Regions from separate parts of the Homo sapiens genome. Here region 2 is linked to region 1. The links are chromatin loops, found by intact Hi-C in ENCODE. Cell type or tissue: mammary epithelial cell. All regions are shown on one strand. Links, peaks and the distances in the headings refer to the core of each region. The heading gives the core; the rest is flanking DNA.

Region 1 (9,581 bases), core at 792-8,791:
AATATGCCAGTGCCTTGGTCTTGAACTTCCCAGCCTCCAGAACTGTGAGAATGACATTTCTGTTGTTTATAAGCCACCAATTTATGGTATTTTGTGATAGCAGCCTAAACAGACTAAGACAAGTGGTATGATTATTCTTACATTAAACCAAAACCCTTCATAACTGGCATAAGATACAAAAATATCTTCTTCTACCTCTTTGGTATCATTCACAGCATTGACAAAGATGCAGTAAGTGGGTGTTCCATCTACTGCTCAATAAGTGGGTGTTGGTCAGTAGAATACCTCCTCTTTCCCTATGTCCCTCAGCTCAGTAATAGCAAGATATTTAAAGATCTATGAAATTAGGGAATACATTGTCACCTGGAATTTTGTTGTGATTTGCAGTCTGCAAGAAGAACATTGTGTGAGAAATATCAAGTGAGAGTGGAAGAGTCTGCGGAGGGCCTCCCTGGGGCTCACCTGTGCTTTTGCCTGAGCTTCACCGTGTCAAGGTAAACTGAGTCAGAAAACCATGTGGGCAAAAAGCATCTCCAGTTTTTTTTTAAAGCTCAAGTACTGTGAAGAAATATGTTACAGCTTGTTTTGAAGGAGTCCATAAAAAAAGTCTCAAAGAGGCTGGGCGTGGTGGCTCACGCCTGTAATCCCAGAACTTTGGGAGGCCGAGGCGGGTGGATCACGAGGTCAGGAGATCGAGACCATCCTGGCTAATGCGGTGAAACCCCATCTCTACTAAAAATACAAAAAATTAGCCGGGTGTGGTGGCGGTCGCCTGTAGTCCCAGCTAGTTGGGAGGCTGAGGCAGGAGAATGGTGTGAACCCGGGAGGTGGAGCTTGCAGTGAGCCAAGATCGTGCCACTGCATTCCAGCCTGGGCGACAGAGCCAGACTCTGTCCCCCCCAAAAAAAAAAAAAAGAAAAAAAGAAAAGAAAAGTCTCAAAGAATAGTTTTCCTAAGAGTTAAAGGTGTAAAAGACAGCAAATGAATCTGGTCTGCTTGTCCCCAGCCCTATATACTCAACTGAGACCAACAGAAAGAAACCATGCAATTTAGGAAGATACATTTTAAAGTTTAACTGCAAGCCAAAAATATAAAAATGAGTCCTGCTCTAATTGTGAATTGCAAGTAGAGCCAAGAAAACCTGTATCTAGTTTAGAAGTCAAGACCTCTGGAGATGGGGAAAGCTTAGAAGTCACTTGTATTAGCCTGTTCTCACACTGCTAGTAAAGACATACCCAAGACTGGGTAATTTATAAAGGAAAGAGGTTTAATAGACTCACAGTTCCATATGACTGGGGAAGCTTCACAATCATGGCAGAAGGCAAAGGAAAAGCAAAGGCACGTATTAAATGGCAGCAGGCAAGAGAGCTTGTGCAGGGGAACTCTCATTTATAAAACCATCAGCTCTCGTGAGACTTATTCGTTACCACAAGAACAACATGGGGGAAAGTGCCCCCATGATTCAATTATCTCCACCTGGCTCTGCCCTTAACACATGGGGATTATTACAATTCCAGGTGAGATTTGGGTGGCGACACAGCCAAACCATATCGCCATTCAAAAGAGAGTTGCAGAGGTGGGTGTAGCTTTGGAAAATAGGTCTAATGAGCAAAGAATATGGTAGTTTATGTTATTTTTCTGAGGAAAAGCGAGGAAGTTAGTCGTGATTTAAAATACATGGACATTATTGTACTAGTGTACAGCAGGATTCCATCTGTACTAATGCTGGACAGAATGAATGGTCTTAATTGATCTTAAATGTGGATTTAGGTTTAAAGCTAAAAGAATTTCAAGTCTGAATTGTAAACCACTGGTCTGGGCTAGCAGTGGAAGGTGAATATCTTTCTTCCTGGAAGTCATTCCATCCACTAAGCTCTTAGCTACCTGTGACAGTTTGAAGGTGTTCCATTAGATGAAACTGAGTCCTTGGCCATGCTCATTGGAAGGCAGCACACTACACATAGCGGTCCTCTCTAAAAACAGTGACCTTGACCTGCACAAACCATTTTGACAACAGCTGTCCTAAATTTAGGGTGCTTCATCTGTGTCTTATTAGTTCTCAAAACACACAGGGAGGTAGGAGGGATGCAGTTACTCATTCTTTTACAGGACTGAGTTTGAGAAAATGAAATATAGAGCTTCAGGAATTGGCCCTCATTTGCATAAGTGGATCCAGGGTCACAAAGAAAATGCTTTCTGTAAAATATAAAGCTGTTCCTTAAGGCTGTGAGACAATTTGCAGGAAAAACTTTTGAATGTTACGCTTTCTGAATTGCAGCAAATACATTTTAATTCAAAACTCCTTGCACGTGACCAGTATAAAATACCCATGACTGAGGCAATGTTTCACATTTCCACAGGGTCATTCTTCAGTAGTTGATGAAGGCACAAAAATGCACTATGTTGGATCATTAGATCTGTGGAGCCCACAGAGCCCTCCACACCTTGCCACAAATCAGAATACAAATTTGTCTGATCAGCTAGGCATGGCTCATGCCTGGAATCCCAGCACTTTGGAAGGCTGAGGCAGGAGGATTGCTTGAGTCCAGGAGTTCAAGACCAGCCTGGGCAACGTAGTGGTACCTCCTCTCTACAAAAAATAAACATTAGCCAGGAATGGTGGTGCGTGCCTATAGTCCCAGCTACTCGAGAGGCTGAAGTGAGAGGCTCTCTTAAGCATGGGAGATCGAGGCTGCAGTGAGCCGTGATCACACCACTACACTCCAGCCTAGGCAACAGAGCAAGACCCTGTCTCAAAAAACAACAACAACAAATTCTTCTGATCACATTGGCAAGATTCTGCAGCTTAAAAGTTGCATGGTTTATTCATTTCAATGAACTACAATTTTTGTTCCAATACAAACATCTCAGTAAAGCCACTGATGATCAGAACCTAAAACTACAGCTAACTGAAACCTGACTCCAATGTTGGTGGTTTTTAACAGCTGTGTATGTGGAAGCTGTGTAGCAAGTAGAAACTCATTTGCAGCAGACACAAAGGGCTGCTACTGCCATGGCCATGACTCATCTCGATTCATAAATGTAGACGTGGCTCTTAGGCACTTTAGATTGAGATACAAGTTGATTTTTTAAAAATATTTATGTCGAGCTAAGGTAAAAACATTTTTAGCATCAGAGCATAAAACAAATAACAATTTAAGATAAGCATGAGGGGCCAGGCGCGGTGGCTCATGCCTGTAATCCCAGCACTTTGGAAGGCCGAGGTGGGCAGATTACGATGCCGGGAGTTCGAGACCAGCCTGACCAACATGGTGAAACCCTGTCTCTACTACAAATGCAAAAATTAGCCAGGCATGGTGACATGCGCCTGTAATCCCAGCTACTCAGGAGGCTGAGGCAGGAGAATCGCTTGAACCTGAGAGGCAGAGGTTGCAGTGAGCCGAGATTGCGCCATTGCACTCCAGCCTGGGTGACAGAGCGAGACTCCATTGCGCGCACGCGCACGCACACGCGCACACACACACACACACACACAAAAGATAAGCATGACGGATCTCTGGCTTTATCATGATTATCTTTATTGAAAGGGTCCAAGGAGAATAACAAAGATTTCAAAAAGTTCGCTGTGTCTCTTCCAGCATCGCACCACTGGACAGTCTGGGGGCACCCGTGATTGTCATTGAGGTGCTTTTTGTTTATTTGTGGGTTCAGAAATTAGCTCATAATCCATGCTGGGCTGGTTAGGATTGGCCTCAGTGTGATGATGGTTAACCCACTGACCATTACATTCAGAGCCTCCTGCTTGTCAAGGCCACAGCCATTGCCATTGACTCCTTCAAGTTCCTTCTGCTCTCCCGGTTGCCCCTGCTCCTCTCCAGGCTGCCATGGGTGTAAATAGTTGCTCATAAGTCTTGTGGGCTGAGTCCTGGGCTTTATTATTTGACTATTTAGTGAGCCTTTTCCAGGTGCTAGTTGTTGAAGAGAATATAAAAGAAATGGGAAACCTTTGCTCCCCCAGGGAATGCAGTCCAGCCAGGGAACAAATGTAGCACACACAAGGCAATCAAGTCTCAGGAGAAGGCTGTGCGGGAGGAAGTGGCCATGTGGGCCAGGAAAGCCAGGGCGGGGGAAGAAAGGGGCCGCCTGGGAGGCTGAGGACCTCATCAGGAAGGAGATGGGGCAGCAGCTGGATCCAGAGGATGGGGGTGGTTTGGCTGGGCAGAGAGCAGAGCGGACACTTACTGTTTGTAGCTGTTACTGAAATGTCATGCGTGCTTGTCTTATCTCCCAGCTGGATTGCACACTCCTTGGGGTAGTGACCTTTCCCTTGGTAATCCGCACAGAGCCATGCATACAGTAGGAGAATAATACACCTCTGCGAAATGAGGTCGTTCTGAAAGTGTTCAGAAATAAAGTCAGGAAGTTAATTCGCAGTTATTGAAACTGCTAATATTGGTAATGAGACATCTTTTGAAAATCACTGTTATTCTCTTCTGAACATCTCAATGCATATATTCATGATAAAGCTTGACTGGTTATCTTAAATTGTTAATTGTTTCATGCTGTGATGTTGACAAGGTTTTTTCTTAAACCCAACATGAGGAATGTTTAAAAAACAAACTTTTATCTCAGCCTAAAGTGCATAAGAGCCACTTCTACAAAGCAGGGAGTGTGATTTGCAAAACATGGCCTAGAGGAACTGGCATTTTGTTTTGTTTTGTTATGTTTTGTTTAATAATTAGGAGATGAGATCATTGAACTTGGAAGCCTGATAGCAATGGGAAGCCGACTCTGGACTGCAGATGTAGAAGATCCACTGGGTGGGATTTGTCCATGTGCATAGTGTGCAGTGAGGCTGCAGTGTAGGTAGTGACGGGGCTCCCTGTCCCCACCTGCTCCCCTGGACCCAGGAACTAGAGGTGAAACTAAGAAAGGAAATTATGGCAAAGAGAAAGACTGCATGTGGAAGGCAAGGAGTATCTTCACACAAATGCGTTTTCCCTATTTTTTTTTTGTCTTCCAAAGAAAAAATGAGAGCAAACCCAGTTCCCAGATAAAAGAATCAGAATACCCTCCCACACACCTGCCCTCATGTGACTGAGGCACTTGGCCAGTTCATAAACAAGCCATGGTGATGACCTATAACAGACGCGTCCTGACCTGGCAGACCGCAGGGGACGTGAAGAAGCTTGGCCTGAAATATTCTGACGTGTCCCAGCCTCACACTCACATAGTTCCTGGGCACCCAGAAAGATGGGGCCTAGGAATACTCTTATTGAGAATCTGGCATGAATGAATCACACCAAAGACTGCCAGCTAAGTGAGAGATTTACAGTCTCCAGCCTTGAGTTCTGAGTGTTTTCAGATGTGGACAGGGTCTGAGACTCTCACGTGACAAGCCATGGGCCCTATGCCGAGGCAGACTCCTGCTCTGTGCTGCTCCTAGGGAACCACGGCAGCTTCGAAATGCATTCTAATCTGCCCTCTTATTGTGACAGTTTATATTGTACTTAGAACCTAAAATTAAGACTCTAAACTGAGAAGAGTAACAGGCTCTCCAGTAGCCACTGTGGATTTGCATGCAAAGTGCAGACTGACATTTGAAACTCTTCACTTTTTACCCGCCACTCATCTTTCCAACCTTGTCACCCAGATCATCTGAGTGGTCTCCGTCCCTGAATCCCTGCATGCACTTTTGCTTTCTGTCCTTCCCTCTCCCTCAGTTCACTCCCACCAGCCATGATTTGAATGTTTGCCCCTTCAAACCTCGGGTTGAAATTTAATTTCCATTGCAATGGTATTGGAAGGTGGGACCTTTAAGAAGTGTTTGGGTCATGAAGGCTTTGTTTTTCTTATTGTGGGAATGGGTTTGTTATCCTGGGAGGGGAGGGGGTTGACCCCTCTTGCTGCCTCTCCCTCTCCCCCTTTCTGCCCTTCCTCTATGTGATGCCTTCTGTCGTGTTATGACAGAGCAAGAAGGCCCTTGCCAGATGCTAGCAGTTTGATCTTGGGCTTTCCAGCTTCCAGAACTGTCAGCCAATAAATTGCTGCTCATTGTAAATTACCCAGTCTATGCTATTCTGTTATAGCAACATAAAACAGATTAACACACCACCCTTTCTGTCTAGTGACATCTCATTTGTCTCTCAAGGCCCTACTCAAATGCTACCTTGTGCTTGAAACTATCTGTTTAATCAGCCTCCCTTAGAGTGATCCTTCCTTCTCCTCCCAGAAAGGCCCACATATATTGCTTTAGAACAATCATGTTTGGTAAAATGAATAATCTACCAATTTTAGCTTGATGACCCATCGCTCAATGTAATTTATTAAGCTCACTTTGCCACATCAGGTACAGATTTAGACACTAAGAGGAACAGAGATGCAAAGAAAACCAATGAGCTAACAGAACACTGGACTCTAGTTTGCACACTGATGTGCAGTATTTCTAATGTACCCATAAACATATTATTATGCAACATTTATACAAAGGTTTAAATTTCATATCAATAATTATTCTCTTTAATATAGAAGTATAGTATTATATGTATAATAAATATTTAAACATACTGTATATTTTATATTTAAAATATACTTATAAATCTATTATTTGTACTTATTTCTAAATGTGAACTGAAGAATTTGTTTAAAATATAGATGCCTGGGTCCTGCCCCAGGGTTCTGATTCACTTATTCCTGGATGAGGCCAAACGATCTGTGTTTTCATGTAGAGATTCCTAGGCTAGTGGTCCAAGGACCTGCTGGGAGAGACGCAGGGGCTTCCAGACTATAGGCGAATTTAAACATTTTCTGGTTGACAATTGATTTAGTTTGTCTCAAGACCTGGCGTCAATAGAAAGAAATGTTCAGGTTAAGATAAAAGATTGTGGAGACCAAGGTTCTTTTGAAGTCTTATACAGGCTGCCCTTAGAGGCAATAGATGACAAATGTTTCCTATTCAGACCTTTAAAAGGTGCTAGACTCTTAGTTAATCTCTTGAGGATTGGGAGGGCCTGGAAGAAAAAGATCTAGCTATGTTAATAGAGATTCTTTACAGATGCAAATTTTCCCCCACATAGGACAGCTTTGCAGGGCTATTTCAAAATAGGGCAAAGAAACATGTTTTGGGGTAAAATATGACTTTCTTCCTCGTCACATAATGTTATGCCGGAGTCAGATTGGAAAGTAAGTCACAACATATAGGGTTAAATAAAACCCAGCTCATGAGAATTGATGGTTTGTAGGGCATGACTCTCCAGACCCCTTAGATAGGAATTTGGGCAAGAGAAAAAAAAAAAAATCAAAGCTTAGTCCTCACGGTCCTCTCCCAGTGCTGGACTCGGTGAGAACCCTGTGTACTGGCTAATTTTATGTGTCAGCTTGGCTGGGTTATGATGCCCAGATACATGGTCAAATATTATTCTGGGTGTTTTTGTGAGGGTGCTTTTGGATGATATTGACATTGAAATCAGTGGACTTTGGGCCAGGTGTGGTGGCTCATGCCTGTAATCCCAGCACTTTAGGAGGCCAAGGTGGGCAGATCACTTGAGGTCAGGAGTTCGAGACCAGCCTGCTCAAAATGGCAAAACTCTGCCTCTACCAAAAAATACAAAAATTACTGGTTGGCCTGAAGTCCAAGCTACTCAGGAGGTTGAGGTAGGAGAATCTCTTGAACCCAGGAGGCAGAAGTTGCAGACAGCTAAGATCACACCAGTGAACTCCAGCATAGGGGACAGAGTAAGAGCCTGCCTCAAAAAAAAAAAAAAAAAAAAAAAAATTCCATGGATTTTGAAAGTAGTTTGCCCTCCATAATGTGGGCAGGCCTTATCCAGTCAGTTGAAGGCCTGAATAGAAAAAAAGCCTGACCTCCCCTGAGCAAGAGGGAATTGTATCAGCAGTCAGCCTTCGGACCTGAACTGCAATGTCGTCTCTTCCTTTAGTTTCCAGCCTGCTGGCCCACCCGACTGATTTTGGACTTGCCAGCCTCCATAATCACGTGCACCAATTCTTTACAATAAATTTCTTTCTATCCATGCTGTAAACCAAAAAGTGTCTGAAACAGGTCTCAATCAATTTAGAGGTTTATTTTGCCAAGGTTGAAGATGTGCCTGGGAAGAAGAGACACAGCTGCAGACAGGTCTGTGGCCTCTGCTTTTTCCAAAGAGGGTTTTGAGGACGTCAATATTTAAAGGGGAAAAAGTGAGCAGGAGGAGGAAGAGGAACAGTTAATTACGCATTTATCTTGCACTCTGTAAATCTGCATTTTATATAAGATAGAGTAGAAGAAGGTGGGGAGACAATTTCCGGTCTTGTCTTTGTCCCCTACCTGTGAAGATATGCTGTTAGTTTACATTGTCAGGGTGAGGGAGGCCACCTGGGGGAAATATGTGGCCTTCTATCTTGTAGCTATCTGTTTAGGAACAAAACAAAGGCATTTTTTTGTTTTGTTTTGTTTTTTGTTTTGTTTTGAGTCGAAGTCTCACTCCGTCACCCAGGCTGGAGTGCAATGGCGTAATCTTCAGCTCACTGCAACCTCCACCTCCCAGGTTCAAGCAATTCTCCTGCCTCAGCCTCCCAAGTAGCTGGGATTACAGGTGCCTGCCACCATGCCCGGCTAATTTTTGTATTTTTAGTAGAGATGGGGTTTCACCATATTGGCCAGGCTGGTCTCTTGGCCAGGCTGGTCTCAAACTCCCGACCTCATGATCTGCCTGCTTTGGCCTCCCAAAGTGCTGGGATTACAGGCATGAGCCACTGTGCCCGGCCTGGAAGGCTGTTTTTTTGTGTGACTCAGTTCCCAAGCTTAACTTTTCCCTTTGGCATCATGAGTTTGGGGGTCCCAAGATTTTTGTTTCCTTTCACAATGCTCTTGGTTCTGTTTCTCTTGAGAACCCTGACTAATATGCCCATGATCATTTGAACTCAGCTCCTTACTGTGGAGCACATGCAATCAAACTCCATGCCCGTGCCTCCTGGCACATGTAACAAGAGGCTCAACTCCATCAGAACCATATAGGGAACCCATGGAAAGTGCAGGTTCCTGGTCTGCCTCCTCAGAGGCTCTGACTCAGCAGGGCTTGGTTGGCTCTGAAATATGCAATTACAGAGCAGTTGGCTATTTTTTTTAGTATGTGACTCTAAATCATTTCAAAATGTGAGTTCCTCTAGTACAGAGCACTGTGAAAAGCACAAACATAAATAAAAACCAGTCCTTCTGGGGATTTCAGAAATCAAGCAAGAAATTCTATTTTGCAGTATTTTTGAGTAACAGAACCACACTGACCCATTGTGCTTGGTTGAATAGCATCACCCAAAAATACATGTTTTTCCCGGAACCTCAGAATGTGATTATATTTGGAAATATGGTTGTTGCAGAGGTAATTAGTCAAGTTAAGATGAGGTCATGCTGGAGGAGGGCAGGTCATTAATTCAGCATGACTAGTGTCCTTATAAGAAGAGGAAAAGAGACACAAGAGACAGACACAGAGAGAAGATGGCCATGTGATGACCGACGCAGAGATTGGTGTTACATAGCTGTAAACCAGGGGATGTCAAGGATTTCTGGCAACCACTGGAACCCAGGAGAGAGGCTTGGAACAGATTCTCTGCTTCAGAGTCCCCCA
Region 2 (9,581 bases), core at 442-8,441, 64 kb after region 1:
AGTGCTCCTATACATTCTGTTTTCTGTGTGTTTCAAAGACAGAAAGAGGCGAGGCACTGAAGTTCAGAGCAGGACTGAACTTGCCCACTCATCAATTAAGCTGTCAGCAGCTAGCACATAAGTACATTTTTAGTTCTGTCTGATTTGTATCTTCTAGTCCTTCGCTGGTTTTTCCTTAAGGCGTAAGTTTTTAGTTCTATATTTCATTTGTGTTAGAAAGAGCTCTATAAACAAGAGAAACAGAAAGCATAACAGCTCTACCCATGTGGTACTCCTTGTTCATGGTAGGAGAAGCGGCAGTCACAATTATTACTCTCTTCAAGCAAAAGAAAAGTTCTCCTTTTGAGTTTTCACAGGTAAAAATGAGGAGGAGCACAGTGCTGAAGAGATTTTTCTGTACAAAAGTTTTACAAAGAATTATTTAAAAAATTATAAGTAAATTTGAATTCACTTAACTGTGTTGCTGAATATTTTCCCTGCACACTGTCTTTCATAGGCAAGAGGGCACATTGGGAGATTCAGCTTGCAAGAGTCCTGAATCTGATCTAGAAGACTTCTCCGATGAAACAAATACAGAGAATCTTTATGGTACCTCTCCCCCCAGCACACCTCGACAGATGAAACGCATGTCAACCAAACATCAGAGGAATAATGTGGGGAGGCCAGCCAGTCGGTCTAATTTGAAAGGTGAGTCTTGTACTTGAAAAGAGGTGTACATGAGAGGGTATGGCACTTGATTGATTCTTTCAACAATAAAGTTAGCAATTTCTTTTATTTTTAATTTGATTTTAATGCTCCTGTAAAGTTCAATTTTTTTTTGAATTATTACCATTAGTATTAATAAAATTGACACATAGTTTTCCAGAGATAGAAACGTTTGTCCTGAGTAATGGTTAAAGCCAGCAATGCACGGGCATTTGAAGAAGTGAAAGAGGGCAAATGTTTCCCAGTGTACTAATACAAGATGGCAACTGGTTACATGGGATAGATGGCCTTCTATTCTTTCAGTCTCTTAGGCTGAAGTTTCTAGATTTCCTCTGCCCAGAAGTGGTGTATTGGGGATTTGAGGAGAGACAGAGCCAGGCTGTCTTCCCCTGGATTCCCTCTGCTCTCTGCTGGTGCCCCGGGGTGCTATCTTTAGTGTGTAGGGCTCTCTTTTTCATACTAAGCACAGTGACCCCACACCTAACAACCATGACAGAACCTGCTTTCTACTTTTCTCTTTATTTAGGATCGTAAAGTCCACATATTGCTCTATTAGACACGGAGAGTTTCGTGCTTTTTCTTTCCCCCCAACCTCCTTTTAGTGGGACGTAACTGTTCTTTTTTTGTGGTAGATGAATTGAACGATACTGCGCTGCAGCCTCCTTGTACCCTACGTGATGGCCTGGAATCTTGTGGTTTTAGAATTTACCTGTTAATCTCAGCAAACCACTTGTCCTAAAACAAATGCCATATATTCCTGGAATTTATTCAGCTATTACTGCATGAGATGCGGATTTTAGTCTTCATCTTGTCTGAGAAATTTCTTCCTGTTGACCTCACACTCATTTCTACCTCTCCCTTTCTGTAGTCTGTGTTCATTCTTCCTCTTTGTTCTGCTTCCTCTTTCTGTAGATTTCTTCCATATATTGAGCTTTGATGGCTGTTAGTGGCATCTTCACTTTGCATTCCCATCAGAGCCCTTCCTCAAGAGAGCAGGAGGGCAAGAGAAGTGGGTTTTGTTGTGTTGATTTGCTTGAGTGAGATGCTATACAAGGGAAGTTCCCAAGCAGGAAAGAGTCTTTCCCACAAATGATTTTTCCACATAAGATACTTCTTATAAAATTTGATTTGCTGTAATTTTTTAACCTGTGGCCTGTACTTACCCCTTTGGAAATTTCCCACTGCAATTTGTCATCTTGAAAATCATTTATTGTACATTTTCTCAAAGAAATTTCTCAAATGACTATAGAAGTTTCTTATCTATGGTAGGAATCAGTGAAGTAGCATCTACTGAATCAACATTAGTTAATAAATATTTGCTTCGTGTTAGTAAAGTAAGAAGATGCCGGTAGTACACTTGCTTTTTCTTGTTGATTCATACTATTTTAGAACATGAGTTGAGAACACAATTTCCCCATTTTATAGATTGAGAAACTGAGGCCCAGGGCTTCAGAGCAAATCTTTTTAAGTCCAGAAGGCTTGAGATAGTGTCAGGACTATTTGTACCACTAGTTCTCCTGGTACTCTATTTGGACTTTTTCCTAGTACAAGCAACAGTGTTTACGCTTATCCGAAGGCAATATTTGAGTTGACTTTATGGTCTTTCACTAATCAGTGAGACAGCCAGTCACTAGATGTTTGTTGAGGTTCTGTTGTCCTGCTGGTCTGTGCGAGAGATAGAGGGAAAGGAAAGGATTGGCCCTTTTCTTCCACAATTTTTAAAATTGTTTATTTTATGAAATTATAGAATTTTAGAGCCAGAAGGAGCCTCAGAGATCATTTGCTCAAGTTCTTGCCGTTTTTCAGATGAAGAAGCTAATGCTCACAGACCCTTTGATTTATAGCTATCTGATAGCAGACCCAGGACACCAAAATCCTTAATAAGTTATTATTTTTCTTATTGCAAAAGATTATGTGTTTGTTGCAGGAAATTCAGAAAATACAGACAAAAGAATAAAAATCACCCATTAAACCTAATACACAAAAGTAGCTTCTTTTACCATTTGTAAAAGCCTGACTACAGACTCTCTAGCTTTTTGCTATATATGTTTATGCTGTACTATCTTTACTATTTTATAATGGCTTCTTAAATTTAATGTTTTATGAACTTTTTTTGTCACAGAATAGCCTGTACTTTTAATTTAAATGGCTGCTATATCATTTGTAGCAGCATCTTCACAGTTATCATTAGCAATTACTGGGTGCTTACTATCGGTTAATCACTGTGCTTAACACCTCAAAAGAATTATCTTTTGAATAATGTAATAACCCAGTGAGGTGTTGGTCTTATATAATACAAATTTTGAGTATCCCTAATCTACATGCTCCAGAGTCTGAGGCCTTTTGAATACAGACATGATGCTCCAAGGAAATGCTAATTGGAGCATTTTGAACCTCAGATTTTTGGATTTGTGGTGCTTACTCAGAAAGTATAATGCAAATATTCCAAAATCCAAAACACTTCTGGTCCCAAGCATTTCAGATAAAGGACTTTAAACCTGTACTTATTTTACAGCTGAGGAAACTGGCTCAGAGAAGTTTTACGGCTTTCAATTTTAAATGTCTCAGTCACATGTATATTAGAAAGTGGCTTCACATGTATGCCAGCTGGTGAACTATTTCTTGCGGACATTCTTGTTTATGAATACCAAGACAAGGTGGAAATGGGACGCCAGTGGTAGACAAGTGGGCCATTTTAATGTCTTAGTCTTGGTTGTGGTGGTTAATAGTCTTTGAGAATTTATTTGTTCTCAGACTATTGCAGCACAGCATGGTGGACAAAAGCAGAATCTTGGTTGCTTGATCACCCGGACTCCAGTCCTGGTTCCGCTATCTTCTGCGTATGCAGCCTCCATATCTCGTTTCTCTATCTGTAAAATCATCTGCCTTATAGTGTTGTTAGGATTATGTATTCAGTATTAGTTATCATCATTATTATTGTAAACTCAGGATTTCTTTTATTTTTTCTGAGACGGAGTTTCACTCTTGTTGCCCAGGCTGGAGTGCAGTGGCGCGATCTCAGCTCACTGCAACCTCCGCCTCCTGGGTTCAAGCAATTCTCCTGCCTCACCCTCCCGAGTAGCTAGGACTACAGGCATGCGCCACCATGCCCGACTAATTTTGTATTTTTGGTAGAGACGATGTTTCGCTATGTTGGCCAGGCTGGTCTCGAACTGCTGACCTCAGGTGATCCACCTGCCTCAGTCTCCCAAAGTGCTGGGATTATAGGCACGAGCAACCATGACCGGTTGTAAAGTCAGGATTTCTTCCCAACACTTACTACTTTTTTTCTTGACTTAAATCTTAAAGCAAAATTAAATAATTACATTGTTGACATATCCTTATTAAATGGTGTGCCCATTTTTAGGACCCTGAGTCTTAGATTAAATGATTGTCTCAAGTCGTGTAGCTACTGTTCCTGCTTCTGTCCTGCCTGGACTACACATTTCCTTGTATGTCTTCCTAGTCCTTCGCTTTATCTCACTACATAATGCTGCTAGTACATTTTTTTTGTTACTGTTGCTGTTGCCTGTCTTTCCTTCCTTCCATCCTTCCTTTCATCCTCTTCCTTTCTTTTCTTTCTTCTGCCTTTCTCACGCTTTCTCTCCTCACTTCCTTTTTTCCTTTCCTCCCTCTGTTCTTTCCTTATTTCTCCTCCATTCTTTCCATTGAATCAGCATTTGAGTGACTCCATAGGCATGTGCTCTTTTGGAAGATGAATAAGACCTAGTTCCAGGTCAAGTAGGGAGTACACAAATGACCAACAGTACAGGCTCATCTGGATGCACACAGGAGGCAGTATTGAGAAGACCTGGGCTTGGGAAGACTTCTGGAACAAGTGACATTTGTGCTGTGACCTCAAAGCTGAGTCAGGAAGACTAGTATTTCAGACTAGCATGTGACTCATAATAATATATTGGCCCCCTCAGTATTTTGAGGAGCTTTTTAGAATTAATTAGATTGGTCAGATTTATTTAAAAAGCTGTCCAAGGAAATGTGAACTGTTACATTATTTCTTTCTCACTGCAACAGACAAAGGATCTCTGAGTCATACTATTAACTTTAGAACTGCGGTCAGAGTTGGACTCATCTTTTAAATAGTCACCAATAACATTTGCATTTTTCAGATTATCTATTGTTGTGTAACAAACCACTGTGAAACTTAATGGCATGAAAGAGCAATTATTTTATTGCTCATGATTCTGTGGTTCAGGTGTGTAGGCAGGGTACAGGTCATCCCTGTCCCAGGATGTCTGGAGCCTTGGCTGGAATAGCTCAGTTGGCTGGAAACATCCTGGCTTGGCTGGGGCCCTAAGTCTGAGCCCTCATTTTTTTTGTCTGCATAGTGTCTGCTGGATGTCAAACATCCACGATGGCTCCCTCACTCACATATGTGTCTGTTCACTTGGGCTGAGAGAGCAGGAACAGCTGAGGGCTGCTGGCACAGTTTTCTTTCCATGTGATCTTCCTCATGGCTAGCCCAGGGTGGTCCTTGGGTAATTGGACTTCTTACACGGCAGCTGTCTTTCCTCAGAGCCAGTGTTTTGAGAGACTGAGGTGGAAATCGCAGGCCTTCTTAGGCCTTAGCTTCCGCGGTTGTGCAGTGTCACTTCTGTTGTGTTCTTTTAGTTCCATGAGGCTGGCCCAAATTCACTGTGGGAGGCGACTGCTCAAGGCAGCGGTACCAGGTCGGGTTTGTAGGTTACTTTGGGAAGTTAACTGCTACATGCATTCATTGTAAAGCTTTGGGGAATTAGAATCTGGTCAGTCATACTGTCTTTGCTTCCCCTAGCCCCGAACCCGCAAAAATGCAAAAAAAAAAAAAAAAAAAAACATCAAGTACATCCCTGAAGGAATGTAAGGACTCAGAAAGGTAACTGAGGGGACTATTTAGAGGAAGAGATAAGAACCAGCAATACTGGCTTTTTAGCTATGGTAGCCATGCTCATGAACTGATTATACAGGTATGATTCTTGCAATGTTATTACCTCTGTAGGCTCAGAGTAGCTACTATTGTCATGTATTTGTTTTTTATAATTGTAAATTCAGATCTTGAGAAAATTGATAGCCCTAATTGTGGTGCATATGTGTGATTAGACAATTGACTCATTGAAATTATTTGATGGAATTATAATAGTGCTAATTTCCTGCAAATCATTACCAGTGACATGTTAGAATGGGAAGTTATAGACAGGAGAAATTAGAGATAAAACATTGGTACTAAGAAGAATGCCTGTAAATAAGCTCTTAGTTTTGTAAAGATAAGAGAGATGCACACCATAAATACAGCATTATGGAATTTTACAAAGTTAGTTGAATTAGAACATCCAACATATAACTGCTCTTTTCCACTTAGTAATAGGTGGAGGCCATTGTTCTGTGTAAGGACATTTAAAGTAAGGTATTGTTTGGATCATTATAACCATGTTCCCTATAGTGTGTTTCCATAGTTTCAAACAAAAAATACTATTGCGGGGAGCATCTCTGTTCATTTATCTTTACTCATATATGGAGTATTTTTGTAGATTAGATACCTAGTGGTGGAATTGCTGTATTGAATGGTATGTGTGTTTTAATTTGGTAGATATTGTGCGTGTCATTCTGCAAAAGGACAGTTCATTTTGATACTCCTACCAACAATGTATGAATACCTCGTTTCTTTGTATTTTCTGTATTAGTAATATAAAAATCTGCCAGTTTAGCTGTTTAAATTTGCCTATTTCTCATTTTATATTTATCTTTACTAAGGAGAATATAGTTGGGGATTGTGGTTGAATGCATAAGGCCAGTATGAAATTTACTGGAAATATGAGGCTACATACAAGTACTATATATAGACATTTACATGGTGTGTGTGCAACCTACACACACACAGATATATACAGCTTCAGAAATGTCTCACTTGAATCACAGTATTTAATTGAATGCAACTATTTAGAAAACGTGAGGAATCAAAGAAAGTTATCAAAGCCCTATTTATATTGCAATCACGAGGATTGTGGGTCCCTGGAAACTGAATGCAGATTTTATTATGTGCATGTGTGCATTTTTGTAAGGAGTCCATGGTTTTCATCAGATTCGCAAATGTAGTCTGTGACCCAAATAAGGTTAAGAAGCATTGACCTAGATAACATTTACCATGAATTTAACAAAACTGCTCATCCTGACATGAGTTGCACTCAAAGGATAAAGCCATCAGATGCATAGCAAATTCAAAATTAGTGCAAAGGCTACAAGGTCTCTTCCACACTAGCCAAGAACAGAGATAGTCCCCCAACTCCACATTTGCTGGTTTTACAGAAAAGACTTTTTAAAAGGTCATAAATGTCAACAAGTTTGTTCAGTAAGAGGATATTATCTTTGTGCAAATAGGGATAGAAGGGAGGCAGTGACTCCTGTGAGGTCCACCCACTTTCTCCCCATTGATCAAACACTGTTCTGCATGCTGCTGGCCAGTGGGTTCTGCAGGTGCAGTTAACCTCCCTAACCTGTTGATGTTGAGTTAATGAAAGGGAGATTGTCTTCCACGGGCTGGCTTAATCAGAAGCCTGGGAGCCACCTGGAGGAGAAGGTGAAGCAGCCATGTCCAGAGTGTGAGTAGGAGAAGGCTTTGGGTAGGAGAAGGCCAAGGTGGAGCAGAGCTAGAACTGCTGCCCTGGAAGGAGGGCCTGGTGGCTTCCAGCCCAAGGAATAGCAGGAGGACCAGCCCTACCTCCAGCACCTGCCCAAGGAACATATAGCTCTAGGATTCACTTTCTCAGGACCCAACCTGACTACCTATCGGCAAATCCATGAATGCTGACCACGCTGATGCCTTCCCAGCACCTGTCTGTGGGTAACTATCTCTTAACAGGAGCCCCTGGGGGCTGGAGTGCAGGCTACTGGCATCTCTACGCTGCCAGTCATCCCTGGTCCTTCCCCTAACCCTGCCGAGGCCCAGGACCCTCAGCCCACAGGCATCTGTGAGGGAGCAAGGAAGTGAACCCCTGAGATACGGCCATTTGCAGGGCTGTCGCATGGAGGACTTGCCTCTAGGGGCTCAGCTGGTATGGGGGCAAGGGTAGGGCCAGGAGCCTGTTGTCGGCTAAGGCTCCAGAGAGGACCACGGCCATTGCAGCAGCAGCTTTAGATCTGGTGACTTTCAGGAGCACAGGAAATCATCTTCCTGATGCCTCGGACATGGCCCCCAGGTGCACTTGGGCCTCAAGTGGGGCTGCCCTGTGCAGCCACTCCCACTACAGCTTGTGCAGGGCTTTAAGCCCAGTGCCTTGTCTTGGACCTTTTAGACCAGTGTGGCTGTTACATAGAGAGTTGACGAGCAGAAACTGGTATCTCCACTTCAGGTGTGGGCTACTTGTGATACCAGACGGACAGAAGGTGGACAGACTCCAACCATGGACAGGCAGATGCTCTCAGGGAGGGTAAAGGCCTTGAGTTATTGTTTCTTTTTTTTTTTTTCTTTTTTTTTTTTTTAGAGATGGGGTCTCGCTATGTTGCCCAGACTGGCCCGGAACCTCTGGACTCAAGTGATCCTCCCGCCTCAGCTTCCAGAGTAGCTGACCCTCCTGGTGCGTGTCACCACCACAAGTTTCAGGCCTTCTTTTAAAGGGCTTTTATGTGATTAAGTCAGGCCCACTCAAGAAAATCTCCCTTTTGATTAAACAAAAATGAGCTGGCTAAGGACTTGAATTATATCTACACAGTCCCTTCTTAGCAGCAGGATGTTAGTGTATGTTTGAACAGTGGAGAGAAGAGGCTGTGTACTACAAAATGGCTGCTGCATCTCATGGCCCAGCCTTCACCAAAAGCTGAAAATTCCTGTCTTATTGGGAAAACTTTCTTAATTTATATGATAGTTTAAAAAAAGGCATTTTATCTAAAGACTGTGTTTGAGTGTTGGGTAAGGATGATTAGCTCTGCATTACCTGAAAGTCTGCTATCTGACGTCCCAGTTGATGTAACCTACCAGGTAAACTCGAGTGAACTCAGTGAACAGGCTTGATTTCATACTGTGGTGAGTGTTAAGTTTAACACCACAGGAGCTAGCTGCGGTGTTATTTGAGATTATGCTTTTGGATAATGGTAGTCATTACCAATTTATAGCAATTAAGATTTTGATACGTTTTGGACAATATTTAGTCAAATATAACTGTTTGTTCTTAAGGTTGGTTTAAGAGACAGTCAAACCATTTTTTTCCTTAAATGTTTGTTTTCTTTTTAATATAGCAGAAGGAAGTACATTCAGTTTATCTCATAGTTTAAGTAGGTGAAATAGGAATTTAAAAGACACCCAAGCCAAAACCCTTTCCAGGGCATTGCTGGGCGATCATTGTCAGCTTCATTTTGCATTTCTATTCTAGCACTGCCATAGCGGGATGGTCATCAGCCATAGCTGGGTTACAGAAGTAGAGCAAATATTTTGCAATTTATATGAGAATTTGCACACACACACACACACACACACACACACACACATCCCTGTTAGGAAATATCTCAAGGTGTGTGTGTGTGCATGCATGCGTGTGCCTATATATATGTGTGTGTAAATGTGTGTATCTGCTAACAGTAGTGAAATTAGAATGTTTGCTTTTTAAAGAATATCATACTGATGTAAAATGGAGCTGGTAAAATGGTTACAAATCAGATTCAATCTATATAGCTAGTGAAATGTTTGTGTCAACCAGAGTGGATTTAAATCCATATTTCAGCTCTTTAGTCTAAACTTAGCCTGACTTTCAGGGTCCTGGTTTGTGTTTCCAGGCTTCCATATACAGGCTCAGTGTTCAGCCACACTCTTTTCTTTGCTGCCCTTGTGTCTCTTCTTTGCTGGCTTCAGATATGCTCTTGCCTTCTTTACTTCCCTTATTTAAGCTTCC

The links. A loop is a pair of places that touch in the nucleus more often than their neighbours do. Peaks named below come from ENCODE experiments on the same cell type or tissue, not always from the same donor. Only the 100,000 strongest peaks of a DNase experiment are listed, where the experiment ranks them.
Region 2: it touches region 1 in a loop (3-fold over the local background); 2 of 110 quality-filtered maps call a loop at or near these places.

The regions. Positions count from the first base shown.
Region 1 is chr6:160,969,331-160,978,911 of GRCh38, forward strand. It overlaps LOC102724087 (a long non-coding RNA gene), which reads left to right. Exons shown (of 6, transcript NR_187757.1): 5 at 388-494. Among named protein-coding and RNA genes, the nearest start is that of MAP3K4, 18 kb to the right of the region's middle. RefSeq lists an enhancer at 6,493-7,207. In mammary epithelial cell, for the core only: no CTCF peak of the experiment used is centred there; DNase peaks (open chromatin) are centred at 2,971 and 5,171; H3K27ac peaks cover 2,197 bases.
Region 2 is chr6:161,033,763-161,043,343 of GRCh38, forward strand. MAP3K4 (mitogen-activated protein kinase kinase kinase 4) reads left to right here. Exons shown (of 27, transcript NM_005922.4): 2 at 497-687. Among named protein-coding and RNA genes, the nearest start is that of MAP3K4-AS1, 46 kb to the left of the region's middle. RefSeq lists an enhancer at 5,030-5,099 and a silencer at 9,521-9,581. In mammary epithelial cell, for the core only: a CTCF peak has its summit at 4,496; DNase peaks (open chromatin) are centred at 4,519 and 4,629; H3K27ac peaks cover 1,692 bases.